Linked DNA regions of Homo sapiens: region 1 is linked to region 2. A link is an interaction called in ENCODE POLR2A ChIA-PET data of the cell type or tissue named here. Cell type or tissue: PC-9. All regions are shown on one strand. Links, peaks and the distances in the headings refer to the core of each region. The heading gives the core; the rest is flanking DNA. Region 1 has its middle 7.1 kb from the start of SNX13. Region 2 has its middle 8.3 kb from the start of PRPS1L1.

Evidence for each region. Peaks named below come from ENCODE experiments on the same cell type or tissue, not always from the same donor. Only the 100,000 strongest peaks of a DNase experiment are listed, where the experiment ranks them.
Region 1: POLR2A ChIA-PET joins it to region 2 with 10 read pairs; 3 of 35 experiments call an interaction of 5 or more read pairs at or near these places.

The regions. Positions count from the first base shown.
Region 1 is chr7:17,943,000-17,952,216 of GRCh38, forward strand. No RefSeq gene overlaps it. Among named protein-coding and RNA genes, the nearest start is that of SNX13, 7.1 kb to the left of the region's middle. In PC-9, for the core only: no CTCF peak of the experiment used is centred there; a DNase peak (open chromatin) is centred at 5,722; H3K27ac peaks cover 1,496 bases.
Region 2 is chr7:18,014,933-18,024,149 of GRCh38, forward strand. No RefSeq gene overlaps it. Among named protein-coding and RNA genes, the nearest start is that of PRPS1L1, 8.3 kb to the right of the region's middle. In PC-9, for the core only: no CTCF peak of the experiment used is centred there; a DNase peak (open chromatin) is centred at 4,799; H3K27ac peaks cover 1,281 bases.

The DNA of each region.
Region 1 (9,217 bases), core at 4,554-7,053, 71 kb before region 2:
CATCACTTCTGCCACTGGAATGTTGAAGTGTATGACAATTGTTACTTCCACTAGAATGCTACAGAAAAGTTTAGGACAAAATTGTGAGCTATGCCTTTTCCTTCACCTTTTTTCTTTTCCTTTTTTTAAATTTGTTGTAGAGATGTGTTCTCACTATGTTGCCAGACTAGTCTCTGGACTCCTGGCCTCAAAGATCCTCAGGCTTTGACCTCCCAAAGTGCTGGGATTGCAGGAATGAGCCACCACACCTGGCCTCCTTCACTTTCTTAAATACATCTTGGGCATGAGTCAAAGTTAATTTCCTAGGAAGGGAAGCAACAAAGCGAATAAGGTATACTATTTAAGAGACTTACGGAAATTAAGGAGTTATATAGTTGGAAAAGAGAATGCTTATAGAAACAGCTAGCTTAAAAAAAAAAAGCACCTAATTTGATACAGATTCCATGTCTTAAAAACATCCTATTCATATCAGTTGTTACAGAGGAAACCTGGGACAGGGTGATCTGAGATGCCTGGTTCTTTGGCTATCAGAAATTAAAACAAAGCAAGCTATCGTAAGGGATGCATCTGTGACTGTTACTGCAAAAGGTTTGATTCCTCAGCAGCAGTGTCCAGTCTGTCTGATTAACACAGGAAAGCATGACAAAAAGAGGTAAGAGGCAAAAGTCAAGTGTGTTTTTTGAGACGGAGTCTCGCTCTGTCACCGAGGCTGGAGTGCAGTGGCGCTCTCTGCTCACTGCAAGCTCCGCCTCCCGAGTTCACGCCATTCTCCTGCCTCAGCCTCCCGAGTAGCTGGGACTACAGGCGCCTGCCACCATGCCCGGCTAATTTTTTTTATTTTTATTTTTTTATTTTTAGTAGAGACAGGGTTTCGCCATGTTAGCCAGGATGGTCTCCGTCTCCTAACCTTGTGATCCGCCCGCCTCCACCTCCCAAAGTGCTGGGATTACAGGCGTGAGCCACCGCGCCCGGCCGTAAGATGCTTTTAAACAAGCCACTGCCAGTGATTTCTAAACCTACAAGCAAAAATTCGGAATATCCAAGTTGCCTGTTTTTTAGTTTTGAAACAAAAACAATTTCTTCTACATATTCAGGTTGTCACAAATTGGCTCTAATTGCTTTTTGAGAAGCAGGAAAAGTATGCCTTTAACCTCCTAGGCAAATTGCATCTAGCAAACAGTTGTGTCATTTAATCTTTTGATGTCTTAAAGCATTCTATTAACTCCAGTTTCTTCATAATGCAATATTGTCAGTGTCATCTACCATCTCTACTGAACATTAAATACTATATACTCATTAACAAGGATTGGTGTCAAAACCTGCAAATTGGTATTGAAATCATGCATTGACAACAGAGGAGACATCCTAAGAACAGATAAGAGTTGGATATCCCGATTCTTTTTTACAGCTTTAATAGGGCAGTAGTAAGCAGAAATCTCAGAGCATTTAAGAGTACTCTGAAGTCTAGCCCAGCATGTACTTTTTTCTTGCATGATTCTTTTTGAGGCAATGTTGAGCCAACTCAAGACAGAAAGACAGAAGCAGAAATAATATGAGGCTTTACTAACAAATGCAGCCATAACAAAATAATAATGTACACAAATGCTTTCAATATTAGCTCCACAATGCAAAGATCTAAATAGAAAGAACCACATTATAAATTTGTAAAAGTCTATAAAATAATTAAGAGGTATTACTACATCAATGACACCTCAGTCAATCATTTTGAAAACAAAAATTTAGAGCACTTTTCAAACATTTAATTCTTAATTATGGATACTGTTTTTCAGTATCTATTATGGGCCAGGCACTGGTGGTAGACATTTTGCATGTATTATATTTAACATTTGAAAAAGACCATTACAGTAGATCACTACCCTTAGAGGCCACTAGAGGTTTAGTAATTTGCACCACATTACCTATCAAGGATTCATACTATCAACATGATTTATCACTGGTGATGTTGACCTTTATCACCTGAATGAGATAGTGTTTGTCAAGTTTCTCCACTGTAAAGTTACCATTTTCCCCCGTTCTATGCTATCCTCCTTGGATGGAAATCACTATGTGCAGCCCACACTTAAAGAGTGGGGATTTCTGCTTCTCCTTTTGCTGGTGGAATATGTAGATAAATTATGTGGCATTTTTTTTTTGCATGGGAGATTTGTCTTTTCTCCCTTTTTATTTAATCATTTATGTATATGAGTATGGACATATAAATATTTGTTTTATACTTTGAGTTATAATCTAATACTACTTTGTTGTTCAAATTGTCCCAGCTTTGGCCACTGGAGCTCTCTTAGTTGTCCTATTTCCTTTTAATATACTCCCATCAATGTGGTATGGTTTTTTGTTTGGTTAGTTTTGTTTTTAAGCACATGGTTACTTTCTAGTACTATAAGATGCTCTGGGGTCATCATGCCCCAGGCCTAGAATTAGCCATATCTTTCAGAAATCTTGGTTTCTTTTATTGGAGAATGGTGTCAGAAACCAAAATCTGGGCTCAAGAAGTGCTGTTTGCTGCTTCAGTGTCAATTCTTTTAAGACCTCGTAGCTGACACAGCAAGGAATTAAATACTTGTATATTAACCCATGTATATATGCCTATGTATAAATATTTCTGCATGTAATCATCTGTATTTATATTAAGCTAAATGTGAATTCATACTGGTATCTCCAACTCTAATCCATTATCAGATGGATCATTCTAGTCTCTTCCCCTAGCTTATCTGTATGTAATTTCCACTTCAACAGTGAGAAACTGACACCTAACATCTACCATCCATTTACTTAATTGTTCAGTTTGAAAATACATATATGGCAATTTCAGAATTGTTAACCCATACTCCCATTGGAAACAAATTTATCAACTAGAGTACATTGCCTACATGCAGTCCCTTCAGTCTTATAGACAAATCATTCCTAAAGTCACTTAGTTCAGCACCTTTTCTCCCAACCCTTTCATTGAGGTTGTTTCATATGTTTGCAATACATTTAAATTCTCTTGTCAAAGTCAGCATTCTTTCCTGAGATCTGCCTACCTCCTAAATGATTTGATTTTTAATTTGCATACATTTTCACTCTTTGTGCTGCAAAGTTCTGCAAGTTCTGACAAATGCATTATGTCAGGTCTCCACTTTATAGTATCATACAGAATAGTTTCATAGCCCTAAAACATAAAGGAAAAGAGAAGTACATAACAAAATTGCCTTTACATATTTATCTGTAGACCCAAACAACTGATCATTGTATTGAATAAACTTCACTTGAATCATAGAGATATTTATATTGATATATAATATGTAATCGATTTCTCTATAATACCTAATTACCTAATACTTGTTAAAGTCTTACCATATGCTAGTAGCTGTTCTAAGTGCTTCACAATAATCCTATAAGATAGAAACTGTTATTTCCATTTTACAAATGAGTAAACTGAGGCTCAGAGAGTTAAAATTTTTTGCTGAAGTTTACATAGCTAGTAGAAGAGCCAATATTTAAAGAAAAAATTATATATATACATTTATACATAACTGTGTATATGTATAAACTTATCTATATGTACGTATATATGTCATGTGAAGTTGTATGATACAGAATTGTGTGTGTACTGTGTCAAGTATATTAATTAAGCTAACTTTAAGAACTAAAAATTTTCAACCATCTTTGTCCTTCATTTTTTAATGTGAATCATAAATGTTGTGGTGGGTCCTTGAACTCCTGTTTTTGCCTTTAGCCAAAGAAGGAAATGAGAAAAGGAATCAGTACTCATAGATGAAGCTTAATACGTGCCTATATTTAAGGCTTACCTCAGCTGGTTTCATTTTTACAGAAGAAGGGTGAAATCAAAGGCTGTCATTATATTGCTTCCTGTTTTACTATTTTAACAACTGAGGTAAAATAATGAGATTATTCTAAGAATTGCTGTTGTTTTTAAATGATAATATGATAATTTGCACAGTTAATTTGGCATGTCTTCACCCTTGCATATATGGTGATCTTTTTGTTTTGAATGAAAATTTTAAATTGAAAACTATTTATAATAAATGTATATACAATTAAATGGAAGAGATGTTACACACATGCCCCATAATATTGGCTGTGGAATAAAAAGAATACAAGCGTGGAAAGATTTGCACTGTGGCCTTGCCTTTGCTGTTTAATGAGATTAAACCTTGGAAATGAAAGATCACCATTTGTTGAGCTTCAGTTTCCTTTTCTGTAAAGTAATGAAATTAAAACATATAATTAGAGTAACACTAATATACTGTCTACATTAATACGGTGGGTTATTATTGTAATCATTGGACAATGCCTTGTGGCTCAAGATCAAATGCTTCATAAGGTTTCTTTTCGTGTTAAAACTGTTATACTTAATGAAAGTAAGTTGCAGTTCATTTTCTTATCACTTTCCTTCAACAAACATATGCATCATCACCTTTTTACAAAAACCTTGCTACCAAGCAGTGGCACAAACTGCTGTGAACTATTTTGTGTATGATAATGAACTCCTTGAATTACCACCTTTCTATTTAAAATGAGACACCTCCTACCTTATAATGGCCATATGTGCAAATATCCATGAACAGAAAAATCAGCAAAAATGTCAAGAAAAGTCCTGGTGTATAAAGACAAATCAAATTATCAAATAAAAGACATGTAAAATCAGGCTATTTGTTCTTGAAATCTATGGGATGTTCACCTAATCTCGATGGATAAGATTTGTATTCTGTCTTGTTCACTAAATCAGCAAAATGCTGAGGGCTTCACATTTTATTTTTAAAAATAGATGTCCTTTTCGAGTTTTCCTGTTGCTGGGGAAGTGTTCTTGCTGTTGCTAACAGAGAGCTAAATGTTCTGCTTTGAATGGGATGTGTTTGTTTTTATTGGTAGGAGTGGCAGAAGGATGAATGAAGGAATTCATGTTTTTTAACTGTGTTTCTTTAAGTGACATGTCTGCCTTCTGGGTAGAGGTACCCCATTGGCTATTTACCAGATAATCTGTCTATACAATCATAGAATATGCTCATTTGTTTACATATTATTTTATTCATTAAATCTTAAATGGGCTAACTATTCAAATTTAGAGAGCATAAGGTTATGGAATTCATATCAGGAACATCAATTATCGCTCAACATCTAGTGGTTAGAAGGTACACAGAAGATACTTAAACCCTTTACATGTTTGCCTAATGTAATTTAGCCTCAAAAAAGGGAAGAAAAATAGATGAGATCTGGCTTTTTCTTTAAATCTTCTGATCATATAATTAAAATACAAGCCATTGTTTCTTAATCTTTATATATTACTCTTTGCTCTATTTACCACAGGAAACTGATGAGAGAAATATCACAGACAAAATATTACAAATTATTACTTTGGTATATACTGTGCTTAAAACTGCATGGAAAAACAGTAGTTATTCTGGCTATCCCAAGCTTAAAATAGGAATTACAGAATTACTTTTTAATGTAATTTTATTGCCCTAAAGTTAAGTTCTATATTATTATGATTTTAATTCTGTTGTAGTACTCTGTAAAAGATTGTTGATTTCTTAAACAAGAGCTTTTACTTTGTTTGAAGTTATGTCTGTTCTTCTGAGTAATTCATTGAACTTTATGGATATGCCAGAAAATTTGGTAATGCTGAAATTCTACACTGTGAAAATATAATTGAGTTTCTAAATTTCATGTTTGTCTTTAGGGGAAGGTTGTTAATCTGTGAGTCATTGGTTTATGGGGAGGAGGCAATATTTCATAATATCTCTCTAAATCAATCTGTAGCATGACGATGCTATGTGTTCACCTAATTATTTCATTTTCCTCATTGATGTTGAAAGAGCTTACATGCTCTACCTATTTGGGCAGGGTGGTCTAACTAGCTTACATCAAAGGAGTGTAGCAATCCTCCCATCTCTCCATCTTCCAAGGTGACCTTGGATGCTACAGATTGAGATAATAGAAACTCAAACTGGAAGGAACCGCACAGGAGAACCCATCTACTAGATCAGGAAAAAAATACCTTTGGACTTTGCATGAGTGACAAATTCTTTTATTATTATGGGTGGCTGTTACAGCAGCTGGCAATATATGCCCTGAATTAAATGCCCTCTAACTCTACTTACTGAGAATAGAAAGTTTCTAACCTAAGGAATGTTTGCCCTCTTTTTCCCCCCACCCTTCAGAATGAGGGGACTGTTTTAATTAAGTGATATTACTTAAGTAGATCTCCAATTGATTTACAATTCTCTAAGGACTATGGCCTTAATAAATCATGTCCTAGGTGTTATAGATTAGAACACACACACACACGCAGATTAAGATTTCTGGGTGAAAAGGGTGACCTCAAAACCCTGCTGTGGCCGGGTGTGGTGGCTCCCAAAGTGGTAATCCCAGCACTTTGGGAGGCCGAGGTGGGTGGATCACTTGAGGTCAGGAGTTCAAGACCAGCCTGACCAACATGGTGAAACCCTATCTCTACTAAAAAAAAAATACAAAATTAGCTGGGCGTGGTGGCACACACCTGTAATCCCAGCTACTCGTGAGGCTGAGGCAGGAGAATTGCTTGAACCCAAGAGGCGGAGGTTACAGTGAGCTGAGGTCGCACCATTTCATTCCAACCTGGACAACAAGAGCAAAACTCCATCTAAAAACAAAAAAAACAAAAAAAACCCTACTGCAACCAGGTTACACAGAAAAGAAAACCAAGGAAGCAATGAATAGCAATAAGGATGAATAAGACAGTTATGGACCGGAAACAGTGAACAGTTACTCTGAAAATCCTGAGAACCTCTCCAGAGAGTTCCGATAGCTAATATAATCCAAGGATGTGGTCAAATTGGAAACTAAGGGAGTACACGTAGGTGTTTTGCTTAGGAATCTGCATCAAAGAATAACTCAAGTCACCTGGATTGGGGTGGATTTTGCCCTGGGGATGTTTGACAGGTGCTTCTCACCTCTGACAGTCACCCACACTGACAGTTCACTTGGGTGAACAAGGGAACTAATGCTTATTGAATGCCTCCTCTGTGCCAGGCACATTATGTGCGTTACCTTTAAACTTCATGGGGTAAGTATTGCTGGCCCCATTTACACAAGGAAATAAAATTCAGATGGATAATTTGCCCAGGAGTTATTTGCCAATAACAGGCAAATCAATTTGAGTCTAGACTTTTTTTACTTGGAACTTACTCTTTTTTCTGTAAGCTCTCACAAGTTGAATCTCAGTTCTAGGAGTTAGTACACCTTTTGAATTCCTATAAAAACCTATCTCCTTTTCCAGAGCATGTTTTGCTTTTTTTTTTTTTTTTTTTTTTTTTTTTTGAGACGGAGCTCATTCTGTCGCCCACGCTGGAGTGCAGTGGCCTGATCTCGGCTCACTGCAAGCTCCGCCTCCGGGGTTCACGCCATTCTCCTGCCTCAGCCTCCCGAGTAGCTGGGACAACAGGCGCCTGCCACCACACCCGGCTAATTTTTTTTTTTTTTTTTTTTTTTTTTTTTTTTGTATTTTTAGTAGAGACGGGGTTTCACCGTGTTAGCCAGGATGGTCTCGATCTCCTGACCTTGTATCTGCCCACCTCGGCCTACCAAAGTGCTGGGATTACAGGCGTGAGCCACTGCGCCCGGCCCCATTTTTTGCTTTTTACAGTCTATTTCTCATAAAGAACTCTTTAAATAAACTATCATTTATCTAGTGATGATGAGTTTTTCCAGTTTACCTACTTTCTCCCCTCTCATGTAAGAGACAAGAGTGAGTCCAGTAGTTTTATCTGATTTCTCTTGTTAATTTGTGAAAATCTAACCGTAGTTCTATTCTGATCTTAACAAACTTTACCTCTCCTCTTTGTAAATTGCTAATCTGACACATTTATTTTTCTCATTGATTGACATGACATTATACATTTGGAAAATCCAAAATGGCAAATAATCTAAAACTTGTCAAATTATAAAGTAAAGCAATTCAAATTTTAGTGTTTGACACTGGATATTCACCTAAATATAGTTACTGAGTATGTTGTTTTAGATAAATCACAGGGATGCCGTGGCTGAATCTTGATTTTACATGTCAGCTCTCTAAGTTATTAATAATAACTTCAAATTATTGTTTCTTAATTTAAATCTTCTTCATAAGAATCATGCAAAACATCTTTCATGATTTGCTGTTACTTGTTTGAACTGGCTCACAAAACAATTGTTAAATTTTTGGAATTTTGCTAAATGATTTCTAATAACAGCCATTATTAAAAAATAAAGTATATAAACTTACAATTAAATAGATGATATATAGGGGCACATGTCATCAGGACCTCTTGAGGCTGTGTCACAGAAAAAAATATAAATAAATAAATAAAATAGGTGATATATAAAACGAAGGTAGTGAATATTCAAAAATCTTTACTTATTATTTTACCCTTTTTTACTGTTATGTATGTGTTTGAGGTTATGTATGTCTTGTATGGTGAAAATAATATAGATTGGGGTATTAGTGCACATCTCTGTGTTCAGTGATGTCCTGTCAGTAGCTTAAAACCAGCTGTAGTGGGAGAATTTACACAACAGAAATAGCCAAGTGAAAAATTAAGGCTTGAATTATTGCTTTCCTGATTTTGTAGAGTTAAGATCAAGAGAAAACGTTAATAATGAATAATAGGCCAGACATCGTGGCTCACACCTGTAATCCCAGCACTTTGGGAGGCTGAGGCAGGAGGATTGCTTGAGGCCAGGAGTATGAGACCAGCCTGGGCAACATAGTGAGATCCTGTTTTTACAAAAATAAAATAAAAAATAGCCTGGCATGGTGGCACATGCCTGAAATCCCACCTACTGGAGAGGCTGAGGCAGGAGGATCACCTGAGCCCAGGAGTTCAAGGTTGCAGTGAGCCATGGTCATGCCACTGCACCCCAGCCCAGGCGACAAAGTGAAACCCTGTCTCAAAACAAGAAAACACACACATAAAGGTGTCATGACTAGCTGTACATGATGTATAGCACAAAGAACTATCCTTCAAGTATTAGGCACAGCCTTTTTCTATTGTAGTTTGTTTTATCGCGATTTGCTGATACTGCGGTTTTTACAAGTTGAATGTTTGTGGCAACCCTGCATCAAGCAAGTCTGTCAGCACCATTTTTCCAACAACATGTGCTCACTGGTAATTCTCACAATATTTCAAACTTTTTCATTATTATTATATCTGTTATGACGGTCTGTGATCAGTGATTT
Region 2 (9,217 bases), core at 3,761-6,260:
GATCAGACGGGGGCTCCAAAAGCAGAGCACCCAAAAGACACAGCAAGCTTGGGCATGATACCAGCAACTGCCAGCATCAGAAGAGTGGATTTGATGGGCAGAAGGCAATGATAGGAAATCTAGGTAATGATGCAGAAGAGTTGAACAGATGTGATAATGCAGGAGGTGCAAGAGAAACCAGCTTCTCCTCAGGAAAGGACATAGACACTAAGACTAGCAAGCTTCTAGGGTCTTCACATCACCTGGGGCTCAGGGTAGGGCCGCAGTCTAAATGGGTACAAGGGCACAGAGCTGATAGAATATAGAGAAGAAGGCGAATCAAAGGAAAAAGCTAGTCTAATGGCTAACATAAGAGGGAGGATCAGAGGGTGACAACCCAAGGAATGCCCAGACACCCGAGGCTGGGTCCTCATATGGCAGACCTTGGGCTTAGCCACGTTGGTGGTAAAGGAGAAACAGAGGGCATATGGAACCACCACTGTGGGTAGCTGTTCCATTGCTGTGGTTAATTTAAAATCTGCACCAGGTTGCAGATTCAAAGGTTTTGAGCCTGCTTTTGTTAGGATTGGTTGAGAAGCTAGCAAGTTTCTTTGAGAATAGCCAAGGAAGGGGAGGTGAGAGACAGAAAATAGGGGTTGACCCTTGAAGCTGATGCAATACTGCAGGTAGCAACAACCTATAATTTAACTTTTTGATATTTTAGCCTACTGATATATGTTTTGAAGAAGTACTTATGCTTAAGGAGTAGAGGAAAGACAAAACTTGGGAAAACTTGAGAGGTGTACACATTCAACTTCAGTATAATTTTGAATAACTCTCATGTTTAGGAATGGGATTTTCTTATTTATTTACATTTCTGATTACTTGAGTTATTTAGAAAACATTTTTGGGCATAGGTTTTTCCTACATCTGTTTTTCTTGGGTTAGCTTAAATTTCCTGCCTTATCATTAATATAAATTAATATTTCTTCAATAATTGAAGACTGCACATTACTCACAGTCATTACTCTTTACTGAAGAAATAGAAAATTTAGTTTTAGACAATACTTTATTAACTCCAGGACAAACATATTTGTAAATGAGGCCCCAATTTTAGCTTCTCTCATCTATTGTAAGAATTCAGTACATCGTACCGATGATGTTGAGGGTCCCATTTAACTCGAAGAGACTTTGATTCCATGGTTTCCTTACAAGTCTAGGGCACATGCCCATAAGAATTAAAAAGGTTACTCAAAGATTTTGCTTGTTTGAATATATATTAACTATTAAACTTTGCATAAATAGCATTTTAGGGTGTTTATTAAAATTTCCATGTATTACCCAAATTCTGTAATCAAACAGAGGAACGCACAAAGAGTCTTATAAGTGAGTCAGCTAATGGATGGAGATTTCTGTTTCAAATAAATAAAAGGAGAAAATCTAGGCTTTTTTCATGTCCACATAATGTGACCAAAACTCTTCTAGCTGTTTCACACATAAACGTTTATATTAAATTACAGCAGTTGTGCGAGGTATTTTGTCTCTTTTGTGGAAATGAAGAATCAAAGATTCAAAGACATATATTAATTGGTTACTAAGATAGCTGATAGTACAGCTAATATTATAATATTAACAGCTAATGCGCCGTAATACAGCTGTACGGTAATATAGCTGGCACAGCCAGAATTTACCTTAAACTCTAATTCTAAAACTCATTTTTGTTTTCACTGTCCCTTTCAGAAATATGTCTGCATATATAAACTGTTATAAAAGAAATAGTCATAATCCGTTTTTTCCGGATACTGCAGTTGTGAAGTTTACATCAGTATATATTGCTGAGTCAATAAAATAAGTTTAACCCCATAGATTAACCCAAACTTTTTAAAATGTAATAATTTAGTATTTCCCCAAATAAAAGTCAGCTGAGAAGTTGCCCTAGTCTAGTGATAACCTTATGAGAGGGATGGCATTTAAGTTTCGCCTTCTATGCCAGGTCTTATCAATTGATAGTGGCTGCCTGGATACCTGCATGGAGAAAGAATCTGAGGTCATGTCTCAAGTCAGCAGGAAGGAATTCTAGGATCCACGAGAGATGAAGGCCATGGTCATTGTAGGGGAAAGTAGCAGCTCAAGTATTGACCAGAGCTGCCACAGGTATTAGTAAAGTAGCATGTCTTTTGGAATGTTACTGCTCAAAACTGTCTTCTGCACTCAAAATTACCTCAATCAGTCTTGGTTTTGAGGCTTCGTGTTTCCTAAGCTTGCCAGATCATAAGAATCATTGAAGATAATCATTTAAAAATGTTGTTTTCCAAGCCTCTTATCTGAAGATTCGGGAAGTCAAGAGTGGGAAGCCAAGAATTTGATGACCTGGCAAGTTTGGGAATGTATGAGTTGCCAGTGTTTTCAGAAAGCTCCTGTGAAAGATAAAATTCTTATTAATGAGGAATAATTTAAGACATAATTTTCCTAGTAGAGACTTGAGCACTAACAAGCAAGGAGCAAACAAAAGATCAATTTGAGGTTAGGTGCAGTGGTGCACTCCCAAAATCCCAGAGCTTTGGGAGGCTGAGGCAGGAGGATTACTGAAGCCCAGGATTTCAAAACCAGTCTGGGCAGCATAGTGATACCGCATCTCTCTACAAAAGAAAATAATTTAAAAATTAGCCAGGCATGGTGATAGTCCTGTGGTCCCAGCTACTCAAGGGGCTGAGGTGGGAGGATTGTTTGAGTCCAGGAGTTCGGGGCTGCAGTAAGCCCTGACCTACACCAATGCATGCCAACTTGGACAATAGAGTGAGACCCTGTCTTGAAAAAAATTAAAATAAAAAAGGTCAATTTGATGGTGACTGGAGATAGAGAAGTTTAGAGCATGTGATAGCTTACCTACATTATCTGAATCTGCCCCAGCTTGCGGACTTAATCTCATTCTGCTGTGTCTCTTGCTCACTCTACTCCAGCCACACTGAACTTCTTTATGTTGCTGTAATTCATGCATGTTCCCACCTCAAAGCCTTTGCTCTTGCTGTTCTTCCCATATCTTAATATGCCTGGAGACCTTCACAGGGCTAGTTTTTCTAATCCTTCCTTAACTGGTAGGTTATTAAGTGGAAAAGCCAAATGGTAAGTGTATTAGTCTGTTCTCACACTGCTAATAAAGACATACCCAATACTGGGTAATTTATAAAGGAAAGAGGTTTAATTGACTCACAGTTCTGCATGGCTGGGGAGGTCTCACAATCATGGTGGAAAGTGAATGAGGAGCAAAGTCCCATCTTACATGGCAGCAGGCAAGAGAACTTGTGCAGGGAAACTCCCATTTATAAAACCATCAGATCTTATGACACTTATTCATTACCACAAGAACAGTATGGGGGAACCGCCCCCATGATTCAAGTATCTCCACCTGGCCCCACCCTTGACCCATGGAGATTAGTACAATTCAAGGTGAGATTTGGGTGGGGACATGGCCAAACCATATCAGTAAGCAAGGACGAAGAAGAAAAGCACAATTTTCAGTCTGTGAAACAGACACTACTCATTGCCTATTCCACAACCAGAGACTCTTTCATGTTGCAAAAGGGAGGCTCCCTTCCCATGCCCTAAGCAGTGAGTTATGCCAGTCATTACATAGCATTTGCAATGAAATCAAGATGAAAAAAATTAATGGTTTTCCTAGAAAAGAAAGAAAGAGAATGATGCATATAAAAACAGAAGAAGAAAGTCACTAGTTGCATAATAATTAATCAGGATAAAATGTGTTATTTAAAACCATTCAATCACTGCCTTTTCTTTTCTCATTCTTACAGGGTACTCATAAGTATAATCATCTGACTGTATCTTTGAAATAGAATTAGGATTTGGGAAGCATCTTAATAAACACTAACTGAAGCCACTCTGAAGAAAACATCATTAATCATGTCATTGATAAGAGATTCTGTCAGCATTACATTTAGAAATTTATACCCAGACTAAATTCCCGTAAACAACTCCCGTGTGCATTAGGGATTAGAAAAAAATGAAGGCTTCTTTGTTTACTATAACACTAAAAAAATATTGTTTAGGCCCAATTTCTCAAAATGGAAACCACCCAGGCACATGTAGTTTCCCAGTTGCAGAATCTTTCCAGTACAGTTCAGTTTGCACAATACTGCTGAATTCTCTTTAGAAAGTACTGTTTTCGCCCAGTGCTGTGGCTGATGCCTGTAATCCCAGCACTTTGGGGAGGCCAATGGGGGCACACTGCTTGAGGCCAGGAGTTTGAGACCAGCCTGGGCAACGTGGTGAAACACTGTCTCTACTAAAAATACAAAAAATTAGCCAGGTGCGGTGGCACACACCTGTAATTCCATCTACGCCAGAGGCTGAGGCATGAGAATCGCTTGAACCAGAGAGGCAGAGGCTTGAACCGGAGAGGCAGAGGTTTCAGTGAGCCAAGATTGGGCCACTGCATTCCAGGCTAGGCAACAGAGCAAAACTCTGTCTCAAAAAAAAAATAAAAATAAAAAAAATGAAAGTAGTTTTCATTGCATCAGCCATCTACTGAAAATCCACTTAAAAAGCTACAAGGGCTTCTCATTGCTTTTTTAAATAAATGAAAAATCCTTAGGCTGGTATTTTAGATGCCTACTTAGTTATTCCTAGGTTTGCCTATCATTAGGTAAGGTTTATATCAATTTTAAAAAATCAACCAAAGCACAATAGCTATTTAGTACTCTATCAGTCTATTTAGACGCTATTCTTTCTTTCTGCTGAGATGGTTGACTAGACCTATGAGTCACACACTTAATTTCTTCAGGAAAAGGTTATCTAGCCACACCCTTGGCCTTCTATCCAGAGCATGATTTTCTAACAATGAATTTCCTGATTTTCACATTCTTTGCCATCTGGATAGGCTAAGAAACTCAACAAATCATCAAGTTCTGGTTCCTGTTTACTTTATTCCTTCCACATTTATCACTTTCCTCTCTGCTTTTACTATAAGCAGCAAGGAGGAACCAGGCTGCATGTTCCACACTTAGCTTGGAAATCTCAGCTAAATATCCAAGTTAATCACTTAGAAGTTCTGCCTTCCACCCAACAGTAAAACACAATTCATTCATGTTTTCTGCCACTTTATAACAAGGACAGCCTTTCCTTCAATTTCAAATAACATACCCTTCATTTTCTTTTGAGACCTCACTGGAGGCATATTTAATGTTGATATTCCTACCAACAATCTGCGAGGACACATACATTCTCTAAGATGAGAGAAGCATCTCTTCCTTCTGAGCCCTCACCAGAATCTCTTTTAACAACTCTATTTCTACCAACAGTCTCTTCAAAGCAATTTAGGCTTTTTCTTTCATATACCTCAGCATTCATTCAGCCTCTACCATTACCCAATTCCAAGGCCACTTCCACATTCCTACATATTTGTTATAGCAGGACTCCACTTCCTGCTACCAGAATCTGTATTAGTTTCCTGGGGGGCGGGGGAGCAGTAACAAATTACTATAAACTGGGTAGCTTGAAACAACAGAAATTTATTCTCTGGAGGCTAAAAGTCCAAAGTCAAGGTGTCAGCAGGGTTGGTTGCTTATGGAGACGCTAAGGGAGAGTCTATTTCCTAGCTTCTAGCAGCTGCTGGCAGTCCTTGGCATTTCTTGGCTTGTAGACGTGTCACTCTAATCTCTGCCTCCATCATCAATGACTTTCTCCCTTGTGTCTCTGTCTCTCCAACCTTCTTTTGCCTATTCATTCCTATAATGATATTTAAGGCCCACCCTAAATCCAGCATTACCTCACCTCAAAATCCTAAACTTATTTACATCTGTAAAGATCTTTTATCCAAATAAGGTCACATTCACAGGTTCTGGGGGTTGTGATTTGGATATATCCTTTTGGGGGCCACTATTCAGCCTACTATCCCTTTTGCTCCCCAAATTTCATGTCTGTCCACATATAAAACATGTTCACCTCATCTCAACATCTCCAAAAGTCTCAGCCCATGATAACATCAGCACTAAGTCCAAAATCTCACCTAAATATTATCAGCTCCAAAGCCTCAGATCTTGTCATCTAAATCAGATATGGGTGAGACTATGGGTATAAATTATCCTGGGGCAGAAATTCCTCTCTATCTCTGGATCACGAACATAGAAAACAAGTTATCTACTTCCAAAGTAAAAGAGTGGGACAGGCATTGCGTATCCTTATGCATGAATTGGGTTTACAATATATATCCTTATACATTCCTATTCAAAAAGAGAGAAATTGGAAGGAATAAAAAGGTTGTCAGTCCCAACTCTGAAATCTAGTAGGAGAAATTTAATTAAGTTTCAAGACCTAAGACTAATTATATGTGGCTTGATGCTTGCTATAGACAAAATGTTTGTGTCTCCCCAAAATTCCTGTGTTGAAATCCTAACCCCTACTATGATGGTATTAGGAGGTGGAAACTTTGGTGGGCGATTAGGTCATAAGGGTGGAGCCCCCATGAATGGGATTAGTGCCCTTATAAAAGAGACCCCCAAGAGTTCTCTAACCCCTCTGTCATATGAAGACAGTGAAAAGACAGCTGTCCATGAACCAGTAAGTGGGCCCTCACCAGGCACAGAATCTTCTAGCACCTTGATCTTGCACTTTTCATCCTTTAGAACTGTCAGACGTAAATTTCTGTTGCTTATAAGCTACGCAGTCTATGGTAGTTTATCACAGCAGTCTGGGTGGACTAAGATGATGCTCCACTTGCTGGGGCCACAGCTCTAGCCTCTGAGTCTGCAGCAATGGCTCCATTAGCCTCTGGGCCTATGGCGGCAGCTCAGTCTGCTTCTGGGCTGTCCTCAGCAGCCCCAGCTGGCCTCTGTGCCACTCTGCCCTTAGAGTCATTCATCCTCTCTCAAAGGGTAGTACACATTTGTAGCTGAGTATCAGTCTGTTTCTGGCTGTAGAATCACAGAAGTCCTGTTTCAATCTTATCTTTTATGAGTTCTAAGTTTTATATCCTTCTTAAAAAGGCCTTTTTGGACAGGTGCGGTGGCTCACACCTGTAATCCCAGAACTTTGGGAGGCTGAGTCGGGAGGATTTCTTGAGTCCAGCAGTGCAAGACCTCCCTGGCCAACATGGTGAAACCCCATCTCTACTAAAAATACAAAAATTAACCAGGTGTGGTGGCATGCGCCTGTAATCCCAGCTACTCAGAAGGATTGCTTGATCCTGAAGGAGATGGAGGATGCAGTGAGCCGAGATTGCTAGCCACTGCACTCCAGCCTAGGTGACAGAGGGATACCCTGTTTCAAAAAAAAAAAAAAAAAGGCCTTTTTAACTATAAAGGTATATGTGATTCCACATTTTCTTCTCATGCTTTACAATTCTGTTTTTTATAACCATTCCTAGGGAATTTATTCTCGTACATCATTTAAGGATGAGATAAAGCTGTGGTTTCCCAATCAGTAGCTAGTTATCTGGCCCTATTGATCCTATTGATTGATCAATGCCTTATTTATCTATAATATGCCAGTTTTATCATATATATGAATATTTGAGGTAATGCCTTTTTTTTTTTTTTTTAAAGAGATGAGGTCTTGCTATGTTGCCCAGGCTGGTCTCTTAACTTCTGGGTTCAAGTGATTCTCTCATCTCAGCATTTCAGCCTCTGGAGTAGCTGGGACTACAGGCATGTACCACGATTCCTGAGTTGATTTAATGACATTTTAACAGAATCCTCCCTCCCTCTCTCTCTCTTTCTCTAAATATGGGTGTGAGCTCTCAGCCAATGGGAATTCGTGTGTAGTGTGACGAACTGTATAAAACAGTTCTCAGGCAATAAGCATAAGAACACTATAGCCTCAGCTAGGAGGCCCACTGCTTAGCTACCATAGGGTGAATATGTTCTGCAGCATGTGTTATTTACTATTCAATGGGCTGTCTTTTGTTTATTTTGTATTTTGTAGAGAAGTTTGTCCCAAATGACTGATTAAGCATGTGGAAATAATAATGTTGAATATGCTTCATATAAGCAAGAAAATAGTGTTACAATGGGTCTTAAAAGTAGAAGCCTTGGAGAGGCTTTTGAAGAGGCACTTTCCAGGATGCAATCAAGGAAGCAGAAGGTTAAGACCATGGAGAAACTAGATATTGGTAAGTGCTAACTGACATTAAAAAGGCCATCCTAAGCATCACTGTGATCTAGATTGACCAACAATTGTATGAAGATAGCTAGGAAAAAACTAAGGTAGTAGTCTCATCCCCACTTCGGAGACTCTGAGTAGACCGCAGAAGTGGTTGCCAAGGCAGGATATCAGGAAAGCATCTCCATAGGGACTTTGTGATAGCAATTCTCTGATAGAGTTGATTCAGTTATGTACCTCTTTCCAGTAACACAGTCCCTCCACTAAATAGGGTATGTGTGTACTAAATTCCTGTAAGTATACATGAGTCTGTTTCAGGAATATACATTCTGCAATATTAATTTATGTGTCCATTCCTGCATCAATACCACATTTTAATCACTGTAGCTTTGAAATGTTTTAATGTATTGTGACACAGAAAAGATGTTGAATATTTTTGCTTATTTACTTTTCCAGATGAACTTTAAAATAAGCTTGTGTCAAATTCTCTTATCTTAAAAATCCCTTTGGCCAGGTACAGTGCCTCACACCTATAATCTCAGCACTTTGGGAGGCCGAGAAGGACAGACCGCTTGAGGTCAAGAGTTGAAGACCAGCAAGGCCAACATGGTGAAATCCCGTTTCTACTGAAAAAAAAAAATACAAAAATTAGCAGGGCGTCATAGCAGACACCTATAATCCCAGCTAGTGGGGAGGCTGACGCAGGGGAATCACTTGAACCCAGGAGGCGGAGGTGCAGTGAGCCAAGATTGGGCCACTACCCTCCAGCTTGGGTGACAGAGGGAGACTCTGACAAAAAAAAAAAAAAAAAAAATCCCTTTAAGATTTTGATTAGGTTCACACTGACTTGATAGGAAACTATCATGTTTGCAATATTGTTCTTCCTATCCAAGTTTATAATGTACTTATTCAGGTATTTTCTATATCCTTTGGCAACATTTTTTCATACAAATCCTACAGTTTTGGGATTTATTACTGGTCATGTTGTAGATTTTATTGTTTTAGGCTGTGGAAACATTTCTTTCAATTATGTTTTAAAATTATATTTTACTGGTATTTAGGAAAGATGTCATTTTATCTTACATACTTTCACTTTACTGACCTCTCTTATGAATTCTGAGTTTTT